2 separate regions of the Homo sapiens genome follow, and region 2 is linked to region 1. A link is a contact called in ENCODE Hi-C data. All regions are on one chromosome and are shown on one strand. Each heading gives the region's core, a stretch centred on a gene start or an enhancer-like site at or near the end of the contact. The rest is flanking DNA. Distances are from core to core; before and after follow the strand shown.

Evidence for each region. Hi-C counts contacts between places; a loop is a spot of excess contacts on that map. Pooled maps may share reads with other maps.
Region 2: a pooled map shows a loop between it and region 1 (9-fold over the local background). The contact joins the enhancer-like site here to the promoter of RPUSD4 in region 1. A Hi-C loop is called at or near these places in 3 of 50 pooled maps.

The regions. Positions count from the first base shown.
Region 1 is chr11:126,210,123-126,215,410 of GRCh38, reverse strand. It overlaps RPUSD4 (RNA pseudouridine synthase D4), which reads left to right and starts at 3,761. Exons shown (of 7, transcript NM_032795.3): 1 at 3,761-3,961; 2 at 4,356-4,521. The coding sequence starts at 3,773. FAM118B (family with sequence similarity 118 member B) reads right to left here and starts at 3,629. Exons shown (of 9, transcript NM_024556.4): 1 at 3,581-3,629. It also overlaps the pseudogene RNU4-86P. RefSeq lists an enhancer at 3,747-3,976.
Region 2 is chr11:133,941,158-133,946,445 of GRCh38, reverse strand. It overlaps IGSF9B (immunoglobulin superfamily member 9B), which reads left to right. Exons shown (of 20, transcript NM_001277285.4): 2 at 188-385; 3 at 2,080-2,226. Among named protein-coding and RNA genes, the nearest start is that of IGSF9B, 13 kb to the left of the region's middle. RefSeq lists an enhancer at 709-1,437. Within about 2 kb of position 1,250, at least 11 of the 41 ENCODE cell types and tissues checked have a DNase peak (open chromatin) inside an H3K27ac peak, as active enhancers do.

The DNA.
Region 1 (5,288 bases), core at 2,512-5,011:
CTTAAAAGTATATTCCAACACCACTCAATGAAGTAACCTCCAAACATAAACATTAGCTCAGTGGCAAAAAGTTAAATTCTGGGGACAAGAGCAGAATCCAGTTTCTTAGTATCAATGCTAAATGTATTCAAGATAAATCTGAAATAAATCCCACTAATTCGGGCTGAAAGAGAAGTATTTCAGTATCAGTGGAAAATCTTCATAGACTAGAAACAGAGTTGCAAAAATCTTTCAAATGACAAAAAACTGAAGCCCAAATTATTTGTTCAAGTACGCAGCGGCTGAACTGGAACTAGTCCCACATCTCCTGGCTCCCAATGACTGTACTTTCCAGGGCACCTCCCAAGAGTTCCTGCTAATTGCCTCCTTTAATCTCTCTAAAACCATAAAACAATGTCCAAGTACTTCCTGCTCTTCAAGGAAATGGAATCGCTGGTTAATCTGCAACTAGCAAATCACAGTTTGAGGAGGCGTAACTTAACTTTATACCACTAATTAACCTTAAATTTGTGATAAACGCAAGTTCCTTTATTAGTTAGTCCTTGTTTGTTTATATTTGCGAAATACTAATGCAGCCTTTTTGTTCCTGAATAGACTAGGAAATATCTTTAAAAAGAAACTATCAAGTTCTTCTTTATATGGTTACTTTAGGGGCACATATTATGATATATCAAAATCAATGTAAATAAGTCATGTTTGAACAGAGCCGTAGTCTGCAAGAATGAAGAAATCACTAATAGAATTTCCTTCCTTGTTCTAAGAAAACATTTAGACAAGAGGAGTTCCCAACAAATGGACTGTGACATTGGCGCAGAAGTGGAAAAGTGAACTGCCTAAAAAAGGACCAGCTGAATGAGGAACAGGGAGGAGGCAATATAGAGGTAAAAAAAAAAAAACAAAAAAAAAACAAAAAAAAAAAACAGAAACAAAAGAGTTTTTTGCAGTGGCAGTATTGCAGCCAATGAGGTTTATCTGAGGGGTGATTATTGCTCTTTGAAAATTGGAAAAAAAAAAAAAAAAAAGACATGACATTTGCATAAATTCTTTTTTTTTTTTTTGAGATGGAGTCTTGCTGTGTTGCCCAGACTGGAGTGCAGTGATGCGATCTCGGCTCACTGCAAGCTCCGCCTCCCGGGTTCACGCCATTCTCCCGCCTCAGCCTCCCGAGTAGCTGGGATTACAGGCGCCTGCCACCGCGCCTGGCTAATTTTTTTTTTGTATTTTTAGTAGAGACGGGGGTTTCACCATGTTAGCCAGGATGGTCTCGATCTCCTGACCTCGTGATCTGCCCGCCTCAGCCTCCCAAAGTGCTGGGATTACAGGCGTGGGCCACCGCGCCCGGCCACATAAATTCTTTATACTGAGAACAACTCTACTTTAAATCACCAAGTGCCTAGACTCACCGGAGAAACATTAAGGATGTCATAACTTATGTACCCATACTGGCTAAAGCTGCACTGTCATACCAAACAAAAACTTTGAATTCTTTAAATTTCTCTACAAAGTTTCAACAAGACAAACCTAAAAGTTCCTTCTCCAGAAAAAAGGGACCAATATTTTTATTCTTAAGTCACTAAGTGTGTGCTTTGAGTTAACCTGAAACCCTAGAGCATAAGCTCTGTGTCACTAGCAATGACATTTGAGTTGGTTCTTCATTTTGTTTCCCGCCACAGAAGGCCAACTCTGCAAGAACAGGTGTAGTTTCTTGAATGCCATAAGGTTAGGGTAGAAACAGCCTCTCCCATCCCCGACACAAAACCATAAAAGTCCTGTACCCAAAACAAGTTTTTAATTAATGTAATGATATGAATTTAAGTCCCGATGTCAAAACTTCAGGGTCCTTGGAAAATTGAGCTTCAAGTATCTAAGTAATATGTGATGTTCAAGTGAAATTAGAACCTAGGTCTGGAGCATGGAAGGTAATAATTCTTTTAGGGTGGAATTTCTCAACTTTTATAGACCTCTGTCTTACTGGTAAATTTGCAGGGGGTGGGTGGGGAACAGGAGAAACAGATGTTTCCCAATCTCCCTTGGAAATCTTTGCATTTGTATCTGGATCTGCATTTACACCTGCCTTATAAGAGAAACGTACACAAGCCTTGCTTCTTTCCCACTTTACAAATACATCTTCCTCTACCTTCATTCTTCAGGCCAAACATTGACAGAAATAAGACAATTCAAAATGTTCAGACACACCTAGCATACATTTATGATGCACTTCAGCCATCTAACAGATATCGAGTTTACTATGTGCCAGGTGAGTGGATTAAAAAAAAAAATTCTTCCAGGGACTCACAGATCAACAGCAGCTGCCAAGAGTACGCCTTGACCTGCATAACTCAATTAATTCAAACTCAAAGGAGTTACAGTGTAGGGGGAAAAGACCAGACCTCATCACTGACCACCTAGATTGTAACTAGTTTTCCTACTATCAAACCCTTTCCTTCCCCACTATCAAACCCTTTCCTTCCCCATCTGTCCTGCATTCAACTGCCAGATTCATTTCCAGAATTCCACTTTCAAGGAGTCTCTCTGCCCTACTCGAAAAGCTTCAAAGACTCCTCACTACGTATCACCTCTAGTTCAAACTCTTCAACTTGAGTCTTCTATGAGTAGCTCCACCTGATCAACTTTGTTTCTTGTTGGTACGGCTCCCTTCTGCCAAACCCTTTAGGAGGTGTAGAACCCAAATCTAATTCAACTACCTATTCTCTAATAACTCCTCAGGCAGCCTTCATTCCAAGCAGTCTTAAAAAATTGTTCCTTCTATCGTCACAGATCCATTAGTTTTCAGGACATTCTTTCTGAACTCAGCATAAGCTTTCCTCTTAACAAATGGCAGGTATATCCCAAGTTATTTTTAACACTACCATCCCAAACAGATGTTTATCTTCCCAGCCACCCCTGAGTGAAATCAGAGGGAGTCGCCTGCAGTTCGGGCAAGGGAATCCCAACATCGCATCTCGTGAGAGGAGGTATGGTGTGGTTGCAAACTATGGAGAGGAAAAATAAAGGAAACAGGAAAAGTGAAGGTCTGTGCTCCGTTCTTTCAGCTTTTTCTTTAGGAGGAGTAGGGAAGGTAGGGAGGAGACCCCCAAGAAATGAATTCTTGAGGAAGGGCAGAAAAAACACTCACAGTGCTTCCTAAGTAGGAAATAGGTGCTGGGGGCCCTGGATAAGGGAAGGGGCCGTCATCCTTAGGAGAAGGGTACAGGTTACAACGCGAAACAAAGAGGCTGGGAGTTGGAAGATGAAGGGTGGAGAGACTACAGAGATCCGGGCATCCGATCAAGAGGGTCCCCGACGCGTCCCGCAGGGGACTGGCGGATCACCGGAGATTCAGTGGCTAAGAGGGACGGCGTCGGTGCCTAGGAGGGCTCTGGGGCGAGCGTTTATGGGACATCGCTCCTAAGGGGGCGCGGGGGCGGGGAGGAGTTTTTGAGTGGGATCGTGTACCAAAAGGAGAAACGTTTCTCAGACCAGTGCTCTTCTTGAACGGAAATCCCGGGGACGCAGAAAACGTTAAACCGTTGAGGCACCGGCATTTCCCAGCCCCAGCCCGGCTTCCCTACACACTCACCGAGTCTCCTCCAAACGCCACTGCTCCAGCTGCAGCTACCGGCCGGCGCAGCCGCACTGAGCGCGCACCGTCCCCACGTGACTCGCCCAGGCCCCACCCCGCACCACGTGACCTGCAGGGCCCACCCACTCCCGCCTCATTGTAGTCGCCCTTCTCCACGTGGTCTTGGCTCGCCCCGCCCTTCCTTGTAAGATGGCGGCGCCCAGGTGGAGCGCGTCGGGCCCCTGGATCCGGGGAAACGGCCAAGGTTGCGGGAGTCTCTTCACTCTCGTCTCAAAGCCATTTTGTGCCGCTGCCGCTGCCTCTACGGCCATAAATGCCCAGAGATTAGCGGAGAAGCTCCGAGCCCAGAAACGGGAACAAGACACAAAGAAGGAGCCGGTGAGTCCAAAGGGACCAGAACTCCCTAGAGGCAGTGCGCTCATTGGTTTCCCAGACGGGGAGTAGGTAGGAGGGTCCTCTGAGTGAAAGCGTGTGAGTCAATAGCCCGGACGCAAGGTGGGAGAATGGGGAGAAGGCGGAGGGGAGGGGTCAGTAAGGGTACGGTGTTTTCCCGTGAGCTGGATCTTTGGCTACTGTCAGGCTCAGTCCTAACCACTGCGTCGGTACGCAGGTTAGACAGATGGGTATCTCTGCTCTCAAATTAGTCGAAGGCGGCGCGGGTCTGATGCAAAGATAGTCATTCCCTACTCAGATTCTCACCCAGACCTTTATGGAAGGTCTTCTCCACGGCTTCCGCACCAGGCATTCCCCACGGCTCCTTCTTTCTCCCTAGGTGTCCACAAACGCTGTTCAGCGGAGAGTGCAAGAAATAGTGCGGTTCACACGGCAGCTGCAGCGAGTCCACCCCAACGTGCTTGCTAAGGCACTGACCCGAGGAATTCTCCACCAGGACAAGAACCTTGTGGTCATCAATAAGCCCTACGGTCTCCCTGTGCATGGTAAGGACCACGCGGGAAAGGTGGAGGAACCTGCAGCTGCTTTCTGCTACAACCGAGGAAAACTGAGACGTTACTTGTGGTGCACTCTAAAGCCTTGCATTCAAATTAATTAAACTTTTGTAAACTACCGTCCAATATAAGGAACCACCGAGAACACAGAAATAAATAAATAAGACAGTCCTCCCTTTCTAAACATCTGACAGTAAGCAATTCGTAGAATACGCTGTGTGCAGACTACAGGGATCGCTGTAGAGATATACAAAGGCTGTGTGGTTCTAGACTAAAGGTTATCTTCCATCAGAACTGGGAATGAGAAAATGATACATAAGAAAAAAGGGGGTGTGTGTGTGTGTGTGTGTGTGTGTGTGTATGTATGTTGGAGTATATGTAACATACAACCCCAGAGTGACTGGAATTTAGTGGACCTTCAAATGTCTTTCAACAGATGTTGCATGTAGTTGTCAGGGACAGCTGAAGTGAATCAGGAAAGATTGATTTAAAAAATGCATTTGTGAAAGAGGGAAAAGGCCCATTTTAGCTAGAAGAAGGTAATGCTTTTTGGGGAGATACGGAGATAGTTGTTCACAAAGACAAGGAATTAAATCACATCACCAAGTGTTTGTATAATTTTTTTCTCTCTTTATTTTCGCAACAGTTTTTTGCCTTTCCATTCCCCAATGAAGTTGTTTTCCAGATATTTACATTTTATAACGAGAAAGCAAAGTTGGAAAGAGAAGTAATGTGTCCAAGGTCAAAAAAATGGCTAG
Region 2 (5,288 bases), core at 1-2,500, 7.7 Mb before region 1:
GAGGGAGGTATGAGCAGCGAGGGGGAGAGGGATGGAGGGTGTGCCTGGGACCCTCCTGGGAGGGTACGGTGGCCCATGGAGGGCAGCTGGTGGGGGGCGGGGTGACCCTGTGACACGGACATGGGGCTGCTGGGGCAGGATCTCTTTGTCACCTCCTTTCTGTGTCCAACCTGGCCGTCCCCATCAGGCGCCCACGGCCTGCGAGAGGAGCCCGAGTTTGTGACGGCAAGAGCTGGGGAGAGCGTGGTCCTGCGATGCGACGTGATCCACCCAGTGACGGGACAGCCCCCACCCTATGTCGTAGAGTGGTTCAAGTTCGGGGTCCCCATCCCTATCTTCATCAAGTTTGGCTACTACCCGCCGCACGTGGACCCTGAGTATGCAGGTAAGGTCTGGGCACCCGGTCTCCCGCACCTTCCCCAGCTGGAGTCAGCTCCTCGGTGGTTCCCCTCTGGCCCCTGCCTTGTCCTGACCACTCTTTATCTCTGTTTCCCAGTCTCTGCCTGGTTCCTCCCATCCTTTGTCCTCTGTTGGTTCTAATCAAGCGGTGGGAGGAGAGGGCTGTGGAGGTGGGGCAGGGTAAAGCCTTCTGAACAGCACCGCCTGGGCTGTGGAGAGGGCTGGGAGCCAAAGGGGAAGCTGGAGAGGCCTGGGTGGGAGAGTGGGATGGAGAGGACAGCAGACTGAGTCAGGCAGCCCTGGGCCAGCACGGCTCTCCCTGCTTGGCCGCACCCACCCCTTTCCTCTTGGCTCTGAAGTCGGGGCGCCTTCCCGTCCTGAGTGTATGGATGAATCTTTGGCCTCCCACCGTTTGCAGGTGCCTGGTGTCTGCCTCCTTGTCATGCTGTCCTCTCCTTCTCCTGGCCCCGTCTGTGTCCTGTTTGGCAGTTACTCCTGCCAGCAAAGGCCTCGTGACTCACTGCCGCTGCCTGCCCCCCAGCCCGCGGGAGAGGAGGGCGTGGGTGTGTGTGTGCGTGCGTGTGCGTGTCATTGAGCGAGCGTTGTTGGGGTTGAAAGGAAGGGAGGAAGCAGGCAGGGCACTGCCTTCACTTTCATCTTTGCTGGTGGCTTCTGAGGTCTGCCCTGCCTTTCTCAGAATGCTTCCGTCTCTGTCCCTCTTTCGCTCCTGTGCCCATGTCTCATGCTCTCTTTTTGGCCAGGGTTGGCTTTGAGAGTCTAGTTTTTAGGCAGATTGCCAGCATCAGGACGAGGAGGAGAGCAGAGGTGTGGTGATATTGGCTGCGGTGAGGGGTGAGCTAAGAGCGGGTGAGGTGGGCCGACCTCGAGGGCTGCTCCACCCTGCTGGCGTCATGGAAGAGGCTTCTGCACCTCTGGCCTCCTCATTGCCACATGTGAGACACAGATGGCATCCTACTGGGGCAGGGGATTAGAGCTGAGGAAGGGTGCCTCCAGGATGTTTGCTCTGATGGCCAACCCATTCCTTGTTCTCAGGCTTCTGGGCCCTGCTGCCCTCATCTCCTGGGGTCACTGGGCTTTGGTAGGATACATAGTCTCTCTGGCACTGACAGCAGGACTGGGAGGGGACCCTAGCATCCTGGACCCCAGCCTGCCTTCCCTCTGCCCTAGAGAGGGAAGCTGGGTGAGCCAGTAGTCCTGGAAATGCTGCTGGGATAGGGATATTGCTCAGCCTGAATGGAGGTGCTCCCGGGTGCGCTGGAGACCCCCCACCCATCCTCTTCTGTTGGCACTTTTTCATTCTCTCTTTCATCTCTTCACAGCTCTGTATCCATCATGCCTTACTTTTGTCTCAGGAGACCTCCAAAAGAATGAGAGTATTCTAGGGAACTGAGGCTGCTCTCAATGCCAAGTGCATTGAGTTGCCTTGCAGGCTGGGGCAGGGCCAGCTGGGGCGGGAGAGTGGCTCTGTGGCCAAGGTGCTATGCCCTTTCCTTTGCCACCTGCTGCTGGAGGTGGGTGCCAGCTGTTATTCTGGAGCCCTGCCATAGGGAATGGTATGAAGATTATGATGAGTCCCCTGTCTTTAGCTGGGGCAGGGGGCGGGGAGCTGCTGTCCTTACCTGATGGCCTGTGGGGCTTTTGTCTGCTCTATTCCCCCAGGCCGGGCCAGTCTTCATGATAAGGCATCTCTGCGGCTGGAACAAGTTCGCTCTGAGGACCAGGGCTGGTATGAGTGCAAAGTGCTCATGCTGGACCAGCAGTATGACACCTTCCACAATGGCAGCTGGGTCCACCTCACCATCAACGGTGAGTGACGGCTTCCAGGGTGGGTCCACCTCACCATCAACGGTGCCTGAGGGCTGTTTCCGGGGTGGGCCTGCCCCAGGGGAAGCCCTTCTCCCAACTGCATCTCACCCCCTGCCCCCCTCCTTGTTGCTGTGGTCCCATGAGACATCAGCTCACTCCTGCAGTGTCCCCGCTGCTGTCTTCTCGAAGCCTGTGCAGGCAGTGCAGGTGCCCAGGAGCGGCAGCTCCCTGCATGTGTGGTGCTGTCAGAGTCCTTAGAGGGACATGGGAAGCTGCTACTTCAAACCAGGAGGGCTGAGGCTTTAAGGTGGCAAAATGGGTCACCGCTGGGATTATTTCCCAGCCTTGGGAAGACCCTGCTACCCCAATTCTGGTGGAGTTCCTGGGGTCCCAGAGTTAGTCTTTCTTTTTAGATCGATGTTTTGGTTCTCTTTAACTGTATTCGTTTGATTAGTATGTACCAAGGGTGTAGTGTGTATCCAGCTCTGCAGCTGATGATGGATAAACACTGGCAAGCAGACCTGCACCCAGTCCCTGCCTGTGCGGGGTTTACCACATAGTAAAATGCAGGCATCCTGGGAAGCGTCACAGTTTTAATGGGCGTCAGTTATTACAGCTCAGGTTAAATGCCTTGTGCTGGATAAGATGCTTTTCAAGGATCTGGGTAAGGGCAAGGAAGCCCCAAGAGCTTGCTGAGCTCTGGGAGTTGGCCTAGGCTGGGGGCCTGAGTCCCCAGCGGTGACAGCACTAGAGGCTGGGTCCTCGGGGTCTCCCTGGAGGGAGAGTCTCCTCTTTGTGTCCCTGGAAGGAGGTACTCTGGAGGAGCTAGAAGGCTGGAACCATGGAGAAAAGATGAAGGAGAAGTGGTCCCCGTCGTGGGAGGGGAGCGGGTTTTAAAAAACATTTCGTTTTGTTTTTTGGCCAAAAAATTAACAATGTGTCCTTCGTTATTCCATTGATGACAAAATTTGTATCTAGCCACCGTTGTGTGGCAGATACTGTGCTAGTTATTGAGGCTTCAACAGCGTGGGTGCTTGGGTGTGCCACATACAGCTTACGGTCCTTGAGACCATAGATGCTGTGGTTAGAATAGAGAAATTGACGTTCCTGGCTTGGAAGCTTCTCTCAGTTTTTATCTGCTCCGAAGGGTGGCTCTGTCTGCCCTGCCTGGGGGGGCTGGGCCAGACCTGTGTTCCTTTTGGGTCTGAGAACTTGTCCAGGACCCTGGAAGAACGGAATATGTTATATTTTAGCAAGATCACTGGCTTTGAGAAAAGAAACCTTACAGCTGGTGGCCCTAGGCTGGTGTGGGTCCAGCCTGCCTAGCCCAGCCCTGCCTGTGGGAGGTGGCTGGCTCCTGTCAATCAGTCCCAAGAGACTGATTGAAGCATATTTGAAATCTTGGGGGGATTGTTCTGACCACCTGGTAAGCTTTTGAGTCACCGCCTTTTGGTGCCAGCTGTTGCGTGAGCAGGGAACAGGAGCCCAAGCAAAGTGTAATTAGGAAGGCAAATCTGCCGCTAAAACCTCGCCTTGATGAACACCAGGCTGAGGGTCCCCGCATTGCTTCCCTTCTCGACTGTGCTCTATTCTGAATGGGAGGGTGAAACCATCTTGGGGCACTGCCTCCGTTCTTTTGCATCATCCTGATTGGCAGTGTTCATTTCAGGAATCTGAGACACCAGGCATTCAGTGGACGTGCGTATGACTGGAAAGTAGAATCTCACTTCAATTTTATGTTCTGGAGCGTATCTGTGTTAGTTTGCACGAGTGGGAGTTGGTTCTTTGGGAATTCCTAATTGCTTTGAGTGGGATAAGCATGGAGCGAGACCTTTAAAAGATGAGGTTCGTTTCATAAACCCACTGTGTACTAGCTGTGTGGCTCTGGGCAAGGTTACTTACCTGTCGGACTTCCGGTTCCTCAGTTACAAAAAGCAGGGACTATGATTTGCAGGGCTGCTGTGAGGACTAGGTGAAATGCTGGATCTTGCACAGTGTCTGGAGTGTTAATTACATGTGGGTAATTATGTGTGAGATGCTGGCCATCCTCCTTCTCGAGAGGAAAAAAAACAAAGTCAGATGAAAATCTAGTAGCAGGGATATCAGGCCGGAAGGTGTAGAGGACTTTGGTAGTTTTGTGAGTCTACCAGCAGTTATCCATTCGAAACATAGTTTTGGACATCCACTCTGTGGCAGGCTCTGGGAATACAGCAGGAGGCATGACCCTGTCCTAGGTCTTAAGGAGACTTCAAGAGACTGTCACATCCAGAGATTACTGCCATATGGCTTTGGGAGCACAAAGGAGGGAGAACTTCTCTGAAGAAATGGCCTCTCTTCAGAGACCTGGCTAGGGAGGGGAGTTCGTCACGTGCAGGTGGGAAGTGGAGTAGGGTCCTCCAGCCAGAGTGGACAAGCGTGCTCGGAAGCCCAGAGCGAGGAGAGCGGCGCATTCAGGGAACACGGGTAGGCTGTTCATAGGGAAATGCTGGGCGGGAAAGCTGGGGATGGTGCACCATCTGCTCCAGGCTTGAGAACCAGGGCTGATAATAAAAGACGCTTTTCCATAATCAAGGCACCTACCTGCGCACAGGCAGAACAGAACCAACCCTTCTGCGGTGAGAGATCTCCTTTCTCCTCTTCTGCCTTTCTCTTCTTCCCAAGTTCGAGGCTCCTTCCAGCATAAAAATTTCCGTTACTGAAGGAAGGAATCCAAGCACCAGCATTACGTTGCTTTCAAACTAGAATGTTTAATGTCAGGCATTTTCTGACGGGGATCACCTTTGGAAAATGAAAGGCCAGTGAACAATTAGAATTACAAATTGTCTCATTTTCCTTCGGTGTTTTCTTTGAAGACCAGTTGGGTGGAAACAGACCCAATTATTTCTTTATCACATATAAAATACCCCAAAAGCCTGAGCCAAGCCTTCCTTTAGGTTGGTGAATTACATGGAGGAGAGGGCAGCCTATTTCTAACCTGCACTATTAATTACAGGGCTCTTGTAAAAAAGAATTAAGCCTGGAAATGCAGCTGGCAAGCTGACATCTAGTTCCGTAAATAATTG